Regions from separate parts of the Mus musculus genome. Here region 2 is linked to region 1. Evidence: chromatin contacts called from ENCODE Hi-C or POLR2A ChIA-PET data. All regions are on one chromosome and are shown on one strand. The core of a region is the stretch at or near the end of the contact, and the rest is flanking DNA. Distances in the headings are between cores, read along the strand shown. Region 1 holds the start of Clybl (citrate lyase beta like). Region 2 has its middle 34 kb from the start of Timm8a2.

Evidence for each region. A loop is a pair of places that touch in the nucleus more often than their neighbours do. ChIA-PET counts read pairs that join two places held with the same protein, here RNA polymerase II (POLR2A).
Region 2: a loop to region 1 is called in a map of CH12.LX, with 2.4 times the contacts of the local background. The contact joins the enhancer-like site here to the promoter of Clybl in region 1. A Hi-C loop is called at or near these places in 1 of 37 maps with a recorded cell type or tissue (CH12.LX). POLR2A ChIA-PET finds 5 or more read pairs at or near these places in 2 of 5 experiments (Patski and embryonic stem cell).

What each region holds. Positions count from the first base shown.
Region 1 is chr14:122,178,351-122,184,383 of GRCm38, forward strand. Clybl (citrate lyase beta like) reads left to right here and starts at 3,344. Exons shown (of 8, transcript NM_029556.3): 1 at 3,344-3,431. The coding sequence starts at 3,376.
Region 2 is chr14:122,065,425-122,071,457 of GRCm38, forward strand. No RefSeq gene overlaps it. Among named protein-coding and RNA genes, the nearest start is that of Timm8a2, 34 kb to the left of the region's middle. Within about 2 kb of position 3,492, at least 1 of the 3 ENCODE cell types and tissues checked has a DNase peak (open chromatin) inside an H3K27ac peak, as active enhancers do.

The DNA of each region.
Region 1 (6,033 bases), core at 2,094-4,593:
CACAGTGCTACATCCTCAGCTCCTCCACAAGCCTTAAAGTCAGTCTTTAAGAGTCATTCCTTGGTAGAGGAACTCTGAGAAGGTTTCATTTTTACTAGGCACCTCAGGGTCCCCTTGATTCTGCAATCCATTACTGCAAACTTAGTGGCTTAAAACAATGTAACAGTTATTATCTTGCCGTTCTAGAGGCCAGGAGTTCAAAACAGCTCTCATGGGGATAAGTTCAGGTGTTCTTGCAGGTTCTTTGGAATGTGGTAGGGCAGTCTTTGGCTGGCTTCCCAGCTTCTAGGGGTCCCATGGCCTTGACTATGGCCCACCCCAGACTCCATTGTGCTTCTAAGTCTCGTACCTACACTGTGATGTGACTCTCTTGCTTCCTTCTCATAGGAATGCTTATCATGACATTGAGTCCTCCCATGTGACCCAGAATAATCTTCTCACCTCAAGCTCCTTCATCACATATGCTGAGTGACACAATCATAGGTTGTAGCAGTTAGGATGCAAGCAATTTGGAGGCCAGTATTCATCCAACCACAGAAACTGAGGCTGGGGGAGAAACACAGTTGGTAGGGTGCTTGTCTGGTATGCACAAAGCCCTGGGTTCGATTCCCAGCACTTCATGAAACCAACATGACCATAGTTCCAACACTTGGGGAAGTGCAGGAAAGAGCATCGGAGTTCAAGTGCAACTTCAGTTGCATAGTGAGTAAGAGGCCACCCTGGTCAATAGGAGACCACGTCTCAAGAAAACAAAACAACAACAACAACAAAAAAATAAATTACATAGACAAGTACTAGAAGAGCTATGGAGACAAAGCAGAGACCATGGCCTAGAAGGTCTACAAGGATCGGCACCGGCCTTCTGATCATAGGGGATGCTGCAGCGTGGGTTGGAAAATCATGCAGTCAGAAAATCAGACGTCAGGCCTTCCGGAGCAGAAGGGTATTTTAAAGGTTATGTAGTCTAACTTCCTCGACTTAAAGAGTGGGAGCTAAGGCCCGGCCGGCTCGCGATGTGGCCATTAGATATTCTGCATTTGGCCTAAATCTGAGAGACGTCTCTTCCTTTCTCCCCAAGGAGCCAGACGCAGCCATCACCCTTATCAAAGGCAGCGCTGGCCGGGAGCGCGGCTGGGAGGGTTTTGTATCTTAGCAGCAGGAGGCAGCAATGATCTCAGAGCCAAGTTCTATCTGTGCCACTGCTTAAAAACCATTCCACAGAACTTCTAATAGGCTTCTTTCTAAGTGCGCCATTCTGAAGTTTGAAACCAGTGACACCGGCCCGCTCAGCCTTTGAGACTCAACTTTGGTGAGAAAACCCTACATCCGGCCAGACAGCAAAAGGAAGGAAAGAATGGATTGTGATAAAGAGCCTTTGGGGTTCCTAACCAGAGAATAAAGGGCTTCATTTTCCTAATGGGTCTGCCCTTTCCCACTGGAAAGTTATTTAAATGTTACAGCAAACAGTGAGGTTGATCAGATATTTTCAGCGGGCGAATCCTAGGAGGTGTTCTGTAGAACCAATACAAAGCTAGATAGTATAAGACAAACAATGAAGGTTAATTGAGTTTTCACGATAATTACAAGGCCATGTGGTGAAAATATAACTCACTTCTATCTAGGACAAATGTATTTGTGAAACAATGCCAAGATTTCAGCCACTTAGGGCCAGGGTGTAGCTCAGTGGTAGATAGAGCTCCTGCCTGCCTGGCTGAGGCCCTAAATTCTACTCCCGAGTATATTATTAAAAAAGGCATTTAGGCCACTTAAACCTGGGCCCAGGAGGTTCTCAGATCCCTGAAGTTTTATGCCTGCTCTACTTTGCCCTGAAGTCTTTCACCCTCCCAACCCGTCTTCCCCCACTACCTCCCCTCAATCCCTCTGACCCCCTCAGGTGCAAAACTTGCAATAACTCTTTTGTGCATGTAACTGACGCCTTACGTGACTTTTATTGATAAATAAAAACTCAAGGCCGGGCGGTGGTGGCACACACCTTTAATCCAAGTACTTGGGAGGCAGAGGCAGGCAGATTTCTGAGTTCAAGGCCAGCCTGGTCTACACAGTGAGTTCCAGGACAGCCAGGGCTATACAGAGAAACCCTGTCTCAAACAACAACAACAACAACAACAACAACAAAAGTTTTAAAAACTCAAACCCCCAGACCTGTGTTTTTACTGGTGGATGGATGGCCATAGAGAAGTGTAACAGGACAAAGAGTGTGATCTAGTATCTGGAGACAGACAAAGCTTGCCTGCTCAGTCTCTTAGTACAAGATATAGATGTGTAAATTAGAGATGGAATGGGTGTTCCTGATACTGCTTTGTCTCAGGCTCCATTTTGGCGGAACAGACTGGGGCCCGCAGTGGAGACAGGAAAGTGGGATGGTCCTCACTGGGTGCAGGCAGGAGAGGTCCGGGTGGGTGTGAGGGGGCCTCACAGAGGGTTTGAACAGTCTGCCCTGTTGGTATCATAAACTAAGCGATAACTCAGTCTTGCAGATATTCGGCATCTGTGCTGCCACTCTGGCTACAAAGGACTTCTGGGGTCTTTTGTTTTTGTTTTTCGGGACAGGGTTTCTCTGTGTAGCCCTGGCTGTCCTGGAACTCACTCTGTAGACCAGGCTGGCTTCGAACGCAGAAATTCTCCTGCCTCCCAAGTGCTGGGATTAAAGGCGTGAGCCACCACGCCCGTCTGGGGTCTATTTTTTAATCCAGCTTCCGACAACGACTTTGAGTGTCAATTCAGAACAAACGGAACGTAGTGACCACCAAAATCAAAACTGCAGAGGTAGAAGACAGAGGAATGGTGGAGGGTGGAGAGTGGAAAGGACCAGACACTAGGTAGGGCACCACTGGATTAGGAAAGACGACCGATGGCAGCTTCTCTCAGTTTCCGGAGACCCGCAGGCATTGGGAAGGGGCCTGTGTGGGTCCCAAGCCTGCACCTTTTCAGGTAGAGCCCATTTGCTTTGACCACTTTTAGCTTATGCACCATCGCAGGCTCACCGACTGTGTTAGGGGCACGTTGATAATAAAAACAGCAAAAAAGCCCCTCGGAAACCTAAATCTTCTCTGCCAGAGAAAACCCAAGTTTCTCTAACTCGTTTCAGAAGCGGGCGGAGCATTGGGTCACCAAAGCCTCCGCGCAGAGCCGCGCAGGGCTCGCAGAGGATTGGAGTGGCTAACGAGGGCGGGCGTGGTTTTGGAAAGAGAAGCGTTGCATGGGGCCTCGCCAGCAGAAGCAAGGTGGGGCTGAGTCTGGCTGGACTGGCCTGGGCTGTGGCAAGCGGGGGGCCGGGCTAAGCCTGGTAGGGCGGGCGTGGCCGAATCCAGCTAGGCGGGGCGAGGGCGGGGCGTAGGCGGGCCAGTCGGGAAGATGGCGTTGTGCGTGCTGCGGAACACGGTTCGTGGAGCGGCGGCGCTGCCCAGGCTGTGAGTTCAGGTTCTCTGTCCCCGCCACGCGGCGAAGGCGGTAGCCAGAGTGGTCTCTGGAGCCTGCATGGGCACTCTAGCCCGATACCTCTGTGCCTCCGGTCCTTGACCTCTGCCAAGGTCGCTGCGGCTGCTGCCTCCCAGTGGGAGGGCTTTGCGTGGACCCGGGCAATGGGTACAAACGTTACTGGGTTGGCAGGGCTGTCAGCATCTGGCATGTACCGCGCTAACTTAGGGGCGCTCTGGAGTAGCTGAGACGCTCACCCCACCTATGTGAAGCACAGTGGTTCCCAAATGTTGTTCTCTGGACCCACTTACCCAACCAAGAATGACTGAGGGTTCCAAAAAGCTTTTGCCAAAATCTGCTCATGAAAAACACTGAATTTTTTTTAGGTGAAAAGAGCATATATTTTGAAGTTTTCTTTGGTTTAACAAGAGACTTTAAGTCTTACGTCATCAGCTTTGGAGTAGATATTTGAAAAGAATTCCATGACTTGGGGAGTGGAGGCAGGAGGACGCAGGTTAAAGGCTACACTTAATCTACATAGCAAGTTTGAGGCCAGCCTGGCCTACATAGCAATACTAGTTGGTAAAGGAACTGTAGATTGTCACAAACAGTGACCCTCCCTCATGACACTTGCCTATCTGTTAACTGCACGTGTCCTGAGTTCTCCTTTAAGGTGTCTTGCCTATTGTGAGGAAACAGGATCAGAGACTGTCTCAAAGTCCCACGGAGCGATGGAGCCAGAGTTCACAGTTTAGCGTTTTTTACATCTTTTGTGTTGTGCTTCATGATTTACCCCAGACCCATGACAGGACCCATATGGTCTTAGGCACCTCATTTTCTCATCTGTGGCCTTGCACCCTGGCTGGAGGAAAATCACTCCTGGAACCTGAGTGGTGGTAAGGGAGGGGTCCTGGGCCAGCCCAGAGATTCCGTTTCTGAAGTGTGAAAGGACCAGTCCTGACCGCACACAGTCACCACTTCTAATAGGCTTGGAGCTTAGTGTAAACTCCTTTTTATCACCACCACCCTGCCCCCCATACCATGCATCATCTCTATCAAGGGCAGGTACTTGGCTTTAGTGAGCCAATTGTGCTAGTGTGGTCCTAGTAAACCCACCAGAGGATGTAAGTGCTGTCTGGGACCAGTAGGCTACTTCTGGAGGCTCCTTGCTTATTTTCAGAGTGTCTGAACCATTGCTGAGCACGCAGGGGCCATTCAAGACCAGAAATCCTGATCCCTGTTTCTGACCCACCAGCGTTTGCCCTGAGCTCTAGACTGTCATGTTATTCATGCAGTTCTCTGTGGCCATGCTGGATGTATATGAATTACTCCGCTTTCAAGGAAGGGAGCATAACTCACTTGACAGAGCCAAGAAATATAGATGGGAACACACACACCTATCAAAGTTGCTACATAGAACCATCTGTAGCTATTTCTCAAGCTACACATGAGTCCTTAGGACGCTTCCAGGTCTAACACATCACTCAGGGAGCAGTCTAACTTCTTCCTGAGGCTTGTCAGTAAAGCACCGGCCCAACTGTAAGGAAGCTCCTGCTGTCTACCACGCAGGCACTTAATTGTTCAGTCCTAGCAAGCATATGATTTATTAGCCCACACCCATTGGGAAGATGTCCACCCACTAGAAGACAGTGCTTAGACTCCCTCCAGCCTCATGGGCTCCATTTATTCCTAGAGTTGCTTAGGTCAGCACCCTTTTCTTTCTTCAAAGCCCTTTTGTATACAATTGGTGCTTTTCTTGGTCTGCATTCTTTCCAGGTACCCTCTACCCAACAGACGATTTAGTTTTTACATTTACTTTATTTAGTGTGTGTGTGTGTGTGTGTATGAATGTTAGCACGAACATACTGCAGTTTATGTGTGGCGGTCAGAGGATCATTTTCAGGAGTTGATTTTCTTCCACCCTGGGCTCCAGGGATGAAAGTCAGGTTGTCAGGCCTACGTAACATATAGTTTTATTGCTGATCCATCTCATTTAGAGTGTCAAAGAATTTGAGCCATACGGTGTATAGTCTTTTTAGATTGGGTTCTTTAACAATAGGCATATACAATTCCTTCATGTCTCTCATGACTTAATAGCTCAGTTCTTTGTATTGCCAAGTAGTATCCCATTGTGTAGCTATACCACAGTTGGTTTAGACAGTTCGCTGTTGAAGGATATTTTAGCTGCGTCCAGTTTTTGTTGACTGTGCAGAAGTCTTCACATGCGTTTGTGTGTAGACATAATTACTGAGGAATGTGACTGTTGAATTGTCTCAGAAGGCTGTGCTTAGCTTTATGAGAAGACGTCACAGTAGCTGCACCGTCTTATCTGTGAACGAGTGTGTTACTCTGCTGACTCATCGTCTGTCATTGCTGGTTAAAGAACATTCAACAATTCTAACCGGTATGCGGCTGTGGTATCTTGTTTTCGATTTGTTTGAACCTGAAATCCCCTTAGATGATGCTGTGGTGGTTTGGATGAGAGTGGCCCCCAGAGGCTGATATAGTTGAACGTTTGGTCCCCGGGTAGTGGAACTGTTTGGAGAAGATTAGGAGGTGTGGCCTTCTTGGAGGTGGTGTGTCATTGAGGTCAGG
Region 2 (6,033 bases), core at 2,242-4,741, 110 kb before region 1:
TGTGACATGCTGGGATCCAAACCCAGGTTGTGGTGGTCTGAGTGAAAATGACTTCAACAGGCCCTTAGGGAGTGGCGCTTTTAGAAGGTGTAGCTGTGTTGGAAGAAGTGTGTCACTGGGGGTGATCTTTGCAGTTTCAAATACTCAAGCCAGTCCCGGTGTCACTGTTTTCCTGCTGGGTGCAGACCCAGATGTAGGACTCTCAGCTCCAGTCCAGCACCATGTCTACCTGTGTGCCACCATGACAATAAAGGACTAACCCTCTGTACTGTGAGCCAGCTCCAATGAAATGTTCCCTTATAAGAGTCGTCATGGTTGCGATCGGAGAGATGGCTCAGCCATTAAAAGCACTGACTGCTCTTCCAGAGGTCCTGAGTTCAATTCCCGGTACCCACATGGTGACTCATGACCATCTATAAAGGAATCGGATGCCTTCTTCTGGTGTGCATGCAGCAGAACACTCACACATTAATTAAAAAATAAACTTAAAAAAGTTGCAAGAGGTTTAAAAAAAGAAGAAATTAAGAGCTGCTGTGGTCACATTGTTTCTTCACACAAGCAGAAACCTTAACTAGACCACAGGTCTTCTGCAAGAGCAGCCGGTACGCCTAACCACTGAGCCATCTTTTCACCCTATTAACAAAACATTTAAAGAGAATCATCCTGTGGCTTATAAATTATTGTGCTCCAGTTCCTTCCACAAGGATGTGCAGCCATGGCTCCTGGGTAGGAAATACCTGCCTTGTCGATCATCTGCATCCTTTCATAATTAGGCAGAATGAAGGTCTGGACTTGGCCAGGCTTACTGCCCTTGGTGACATGCCTAGTTCATGTGTCGTTAACAGGGGACAGAGAGCAATCCAGCCCTCAGCATAAAACACATGCCTGTGGTCTTCCATGGAAGCGAGGGGACAGGATGTTTATACACTGTTAGTTACAGTTTGGAACTTAGTCCTCGGGCAAGGGGAGCATGGCATCTTGATAGTGGCACTGTTGGGGGAGGGGTTCTAGAAACTTCCTGAGGTGGAGTTTAGCTGGGGGGAGTAGGTCTCTAGAGGAGGGTTCTTGACTAGTTTCTTGTCTCTAACCACTTCCTATTCCTCTTATATACGGTCTCAGGTAAAGTTAAGCAACCCTCTTCTACCACAAGAGTCTGTACAGACCAAGCTCTTTGAAACTGTAAATGAAAAATCTTCCCTTTTGCCTTTAAGTTGTTTATGTCAGCATTTCAACACACACAAAGCATACTCACACACTGACCTCTGTCACACATGGGTTGAAGTTGTCCATCCCCTCTCCCTCACCTGTGTTCATGGCCAGTGAGAAGCACAGAAAAAGAAGACAATATTCCGGCAGTTAAAACTTGGCTGGTGTGGCCTGTTGTGGGTGGCCAGTGGCCTTGTTTAGCTCAGGGGGAAGAAATGGTCCTGACTAGAGGGAGCACTCACAGTGTGGCACAGGGTGGGACAAGCGAGCAGTAACAAACGCGTGCCACTAGGAGATGATCAGAGCACAGAGCCGTGGAGAGGCCATTGAGAGATGTGACCAATCCCTCAGTTCCAAATGTCTGGTGAAGAACAATCTGTAGAGAGCGAAAGCCAGTTTGTGGTAGCATGGATCCTGGCTGGGGGAGAATGGGACCTGCCAGTGGGCAGAGGGATCCTCACAAGCTGGGTGGTGCGGTGATGGTTGCAGGCGTCTAGCTATAACAGAAACAAAAATCACTAAGCTTGAAGAGACTGTGTGTCTTCTTGCTTAAATGTGTACCCTGAGAAAGGCTCAGGACTACTTGGGTCTCAATTACCCATCTGTAGACACCAGCTGACTAAAGACTTTCAATAGGCTCAAATCTGTGATCAAATAGTCTTTAATGGTGGGAGTCTCCACAACATGTTGGAGGCCCCAGAGATATCTCCAGAGATTGGATTCTGATATTTAGGGGCCCCAGGACACGCCCCCCCCCAGGAGTCAGGAAGAATGTACTGACTGGAGAGGACTCCTAGGGGTTAACACACTCTGAGATGTTTCAGGGCCTTAGAAAAATCTGCCCTCTGCCAAGTGCTCCATAGGTACCTGCCTATGCCAACCCAAATTTGAAAGTCATCTTGTCTGCACACTTCTGGAGGTCACTCCTGTCTGTAGAAGGCACCATCTAGTTAGGACACACAGGAGAGGTCAGATTCAACCACAGGGTCCAGTTGAGATGTCACTGAGACCCTGGGATGGTTAGGTGAATGAGTGTGTGGTGGCTGCCCATGATTTGCCGTGTCACAGGTATTGCCTGCTTGTAAGCTTGTCCCTGTCACTTTAAGTTAGTTTGTCGTGTGTGATGGGAGGGATTTTGAGTTGCCAAGCCCCCTTTGAAACGTATGTGAGAGGTACGTATCTTAGAGGATGATGATCGTGGTGTCTGTTTTTTTCACCAGGAAAACTCCTGCACCCTTTGTGAAGACCCATATGGTCTTCGTCTGAAATAGGATGTCTGCCTGAAGAATCGATCCTTAGACTCCCAGGTGGTTAAGGCTGTATGGAATGTGACCAGCTCTTCTTGTCACCCCGACCAGTTCCCCTTTGCTACTCACTGGCTAACCCTTATCCTTCATCCACCCCCATCGCTGGAAGTTAGGGTCCCAGTCAGAACATTTGGAGAAACCAAAAGTACCACCAGTTCCTCATTCTCTGACCGAGGAGATGTAAAATCCCCCTTGTTATGTCCAGACCTTTGGTGAGGAGAACAATGGCTTCCCTTTGGTTCTGGCCTGAAAGGGTCAGAGCAGTTAATTGGGGGAAAGTTCAGGGGCCGTCCCTCCTGAAAGGGAGGAATGTCCTAACATGACTTTCTGTGGGCCAGAGTTTTTCCTTGTTCCTAGTCAAGAGTTAATATTTACCCAGAGAGGAGGATGTCCTTGGGTCTGCTGATATACAGTTTCTTCTTCTGAAGTTCATTCTTGTTATGAGAAAATGACTCCAAATATGATAATATTGTCTGCCAGGTGCAACTAAGTAAAAATGTTATTTTTTGAGCAAAAATTGCAAAGTCATACCCCATGTTTATAAGCTGAAGAAATCAGTAAAGCTTTGCTACTTGCCACCGAGAGCGGTAGTCCATCTGTCTCTTTAAGGCGTTCTCGAAGCTGGTCTTGGTACCCGGGAACTTTGGGACAGAAAGCCGAGGCTAGGTAAGAGAATCTTGGAGGTAAGGAATAGAGTGAAAGTAGGGACAGTCATAAATTGTAAATACAGTGAACTTTCCCCCAGTTAACCGCTCTGACCCTTTCAGGCCAGAACCAAAGAGAAGCCATTGTTCTCCTCACTTTGGGAGGTGCTTGGGAGGCCAGGAGAGCCTGGACCCCACAGGAGAGAAGCCAGGAGGCATACTCCACTACACCTGGCTCCCTTTCTCCCCACACTCAAGGAGTGGTTCCAAATGTGGGAAGGCAGGCATGCACATAGGATGGGGAGGAGACTTCCCAACCCCTGTTCATGGTTTGTCACCTTATCTATCAGTGACTTATATAATTGGAAGGCCCAAAACCCTCCCTTCTCTGGAAAGTCACGGGCCCTTATCAGTCTCCTGGAAACTGCCTTTTAACACTCACCAGCTGAGCTAGACGGACTGTCAACAACTCTGAGACCACCTTGTTCACAGCCAACTGTGGAGTAAGTAAGACAGGGTCTGACTGGAAACTGACTCAGGACCTGGGCTGGGGGTCTCTATCAGGCAGCAAAACCTCGATAGAGTCCACCCAGGCTGACTGGAACCCCTAATATCACTGAAGGGGCTTCAAGTGCTTGTCACCAGACACTATTAGATACTAAAAGCAGCCGCCAGAAAGCCACCAGTCTGTCCCAAGTAAGTCAGGTTACTCAAGGACCTGAAGAATCGCCACTGGGTGTCTGCAAAGCTCCGTGAGAAATGCCAGGTTTTTACCCTCACTGATATAGCTTCTCTCAAAAACCAGCGAGCCAGTAATAACTGCCTTTGTCATGCAGCTGGTCGCAGACATGAGGAGAAAACTCTAGAAGTTAGAGGAATTCGAGGGAATGAATCTGTTCCAGCTTTTGGAAGTTGCTCAGAAAGTTACAGCTGAAGTTCATCCCAAGACAGACAGGGAAAGAAATTCCCACGTGGCAATCACTGCTCTGAGAGAAACAGGCAGGAAAGGAAATAGGAGGATGGACCAGGAGAAAGGGAAAGAAAATGTTTAGAAAACGGACCAATGTGCCTATTGTAAGCAGAAGGTCACTGGAAGAATAGATGCCCTAACAGAAAGGAAAATTCAAACAAAAGCTGCCCCATTCTTTAGCTAACCGAAAACTGACCAGGCCAGGGTTCCATACACCTTGGTCCCTGGGAGCCCAGGATGGCTCAGGACTCAGGCCAAGCTCCTACCAACACTCTGGTCACTTGATCTCTACCCGAGGAACACCTCTTGACAGGAGGACTCGGCTACAAGGAAAGATGGACTACCTTCAGGCTACCTGTAGGAACTTAAAATAAGGTACCCTGTTGTTTGGATATAACCCACTATGCTTAGCAGCATACCAGCTGCCCATCATAATTTAGCTACTAAGTTCTGCAGCAAGAGTGAAGGGTTAAACAATACTAGAGGCCAAGCAAGGAGTTGCCAAACACATCAAATCATCAAGGGAGGCTGCAGTCCTTCCTCACAGCCACTCTCATGGAACACACTCCCTCACTTCCTTCACTGAAACCCACAGGAGGTAAAGGAAGTCAACAAATGGGGGGAAACCGTCCACCCCACAGTAGCAAGCCCTATGTCTCCCTACACCTGCTGCCTGAGAAAGTGCAGGGCTTTTCTATGCCTAGCCTTGCTCTGAAATAATGACCCGGAGACCTGGCGTGTTTATTAAAAAGCTTCTAGCACTGTAGCTGGACAGGGTTCTCATCTATTCTAATCCAACCATGCTGGGCTGGCCAACCTTCCAGCAACTTCTCAGCCATGTAGCTTCACCTGCTGGCACTGGCTGCTCCTCCCCCCATCCGTTCTCTTCTGGCCATTCCTCATGACGAATTGCCGCTCTCTCTTCCCTCCTGGACCCCAGCATGGGCTTGGAGGTCCCCCCTTATTCTCTCCTACCCAGCTATTGGCTGATTGGGTCTTTATTAACCAATCAGAGGTGAAGGGGAGCAGTTTTTAATACAACGTTGACGCAGGAGATGCTTGATGGTGCCGGCGACCAGACTGCAACCAGATCTCTGGGCACAGTAATCAGCGTCTGAATACACAGTGCACAAAGCCATCCCCCAACTGCTGCCCTTAGGGAGGAAGGTCTAAACTGACCTAGATCTACAGGATGCTTTCTTCTGCCTCCTGTTGGACCTGGCTAGCTAACACATATTTGCTTTTGAATGGACCAACCCAGAAGGTGGATATACCCGTCAACTAACATAGACTTGGTTGTCACAAGTGTTCAAAAAAAAAAAAAAAATCATCACCTACATTGTCTGAAGAATCCCTGAGTGCAGATCTGTTGGAATTTAGACAAAACTTTGCAGAATTCACCCTGCTCTAGTAATGCAGATGGCCTCCCCACCCCACCCGCTGGTTCCAACCAGGAGACTTAGTGTGGATACTGAGAGCCCCTGCCCAGCCCCTAGAGCCTCTTTGGAAGGGACACTATCCAGTCGGTCATCACCACCCAATGCTGTCAAGGCAGCTGCTCCTGCCTTGGATCCATCAGTCCTAACTAAATGAGACAGCAGAGGCTGACAGACCGATGTACTGCCACCCTGAACTCTGATCCCTAAAAACAAGGTTGACCCAGGTCCCTTAAATTCCAGTATCATATTTCTTTCTTTCTCCTTGGAAAATGGGCCTATAACCTCCATAGATAGGAAATCTGGACTTGGGAACTGAGAAAGACAGGAAGTGGAAAGATCCTCTTCAACCTGACTGTGGATGGCCAAGCTATTTCTAGTTGGAGATTTGTACCCTTATGACCCTCCTTCCTAGGGTCATGGATGAAGAGAGGGGTCAAAGAGGGTAAGTTGTGGCTCTTTTTTCCAGG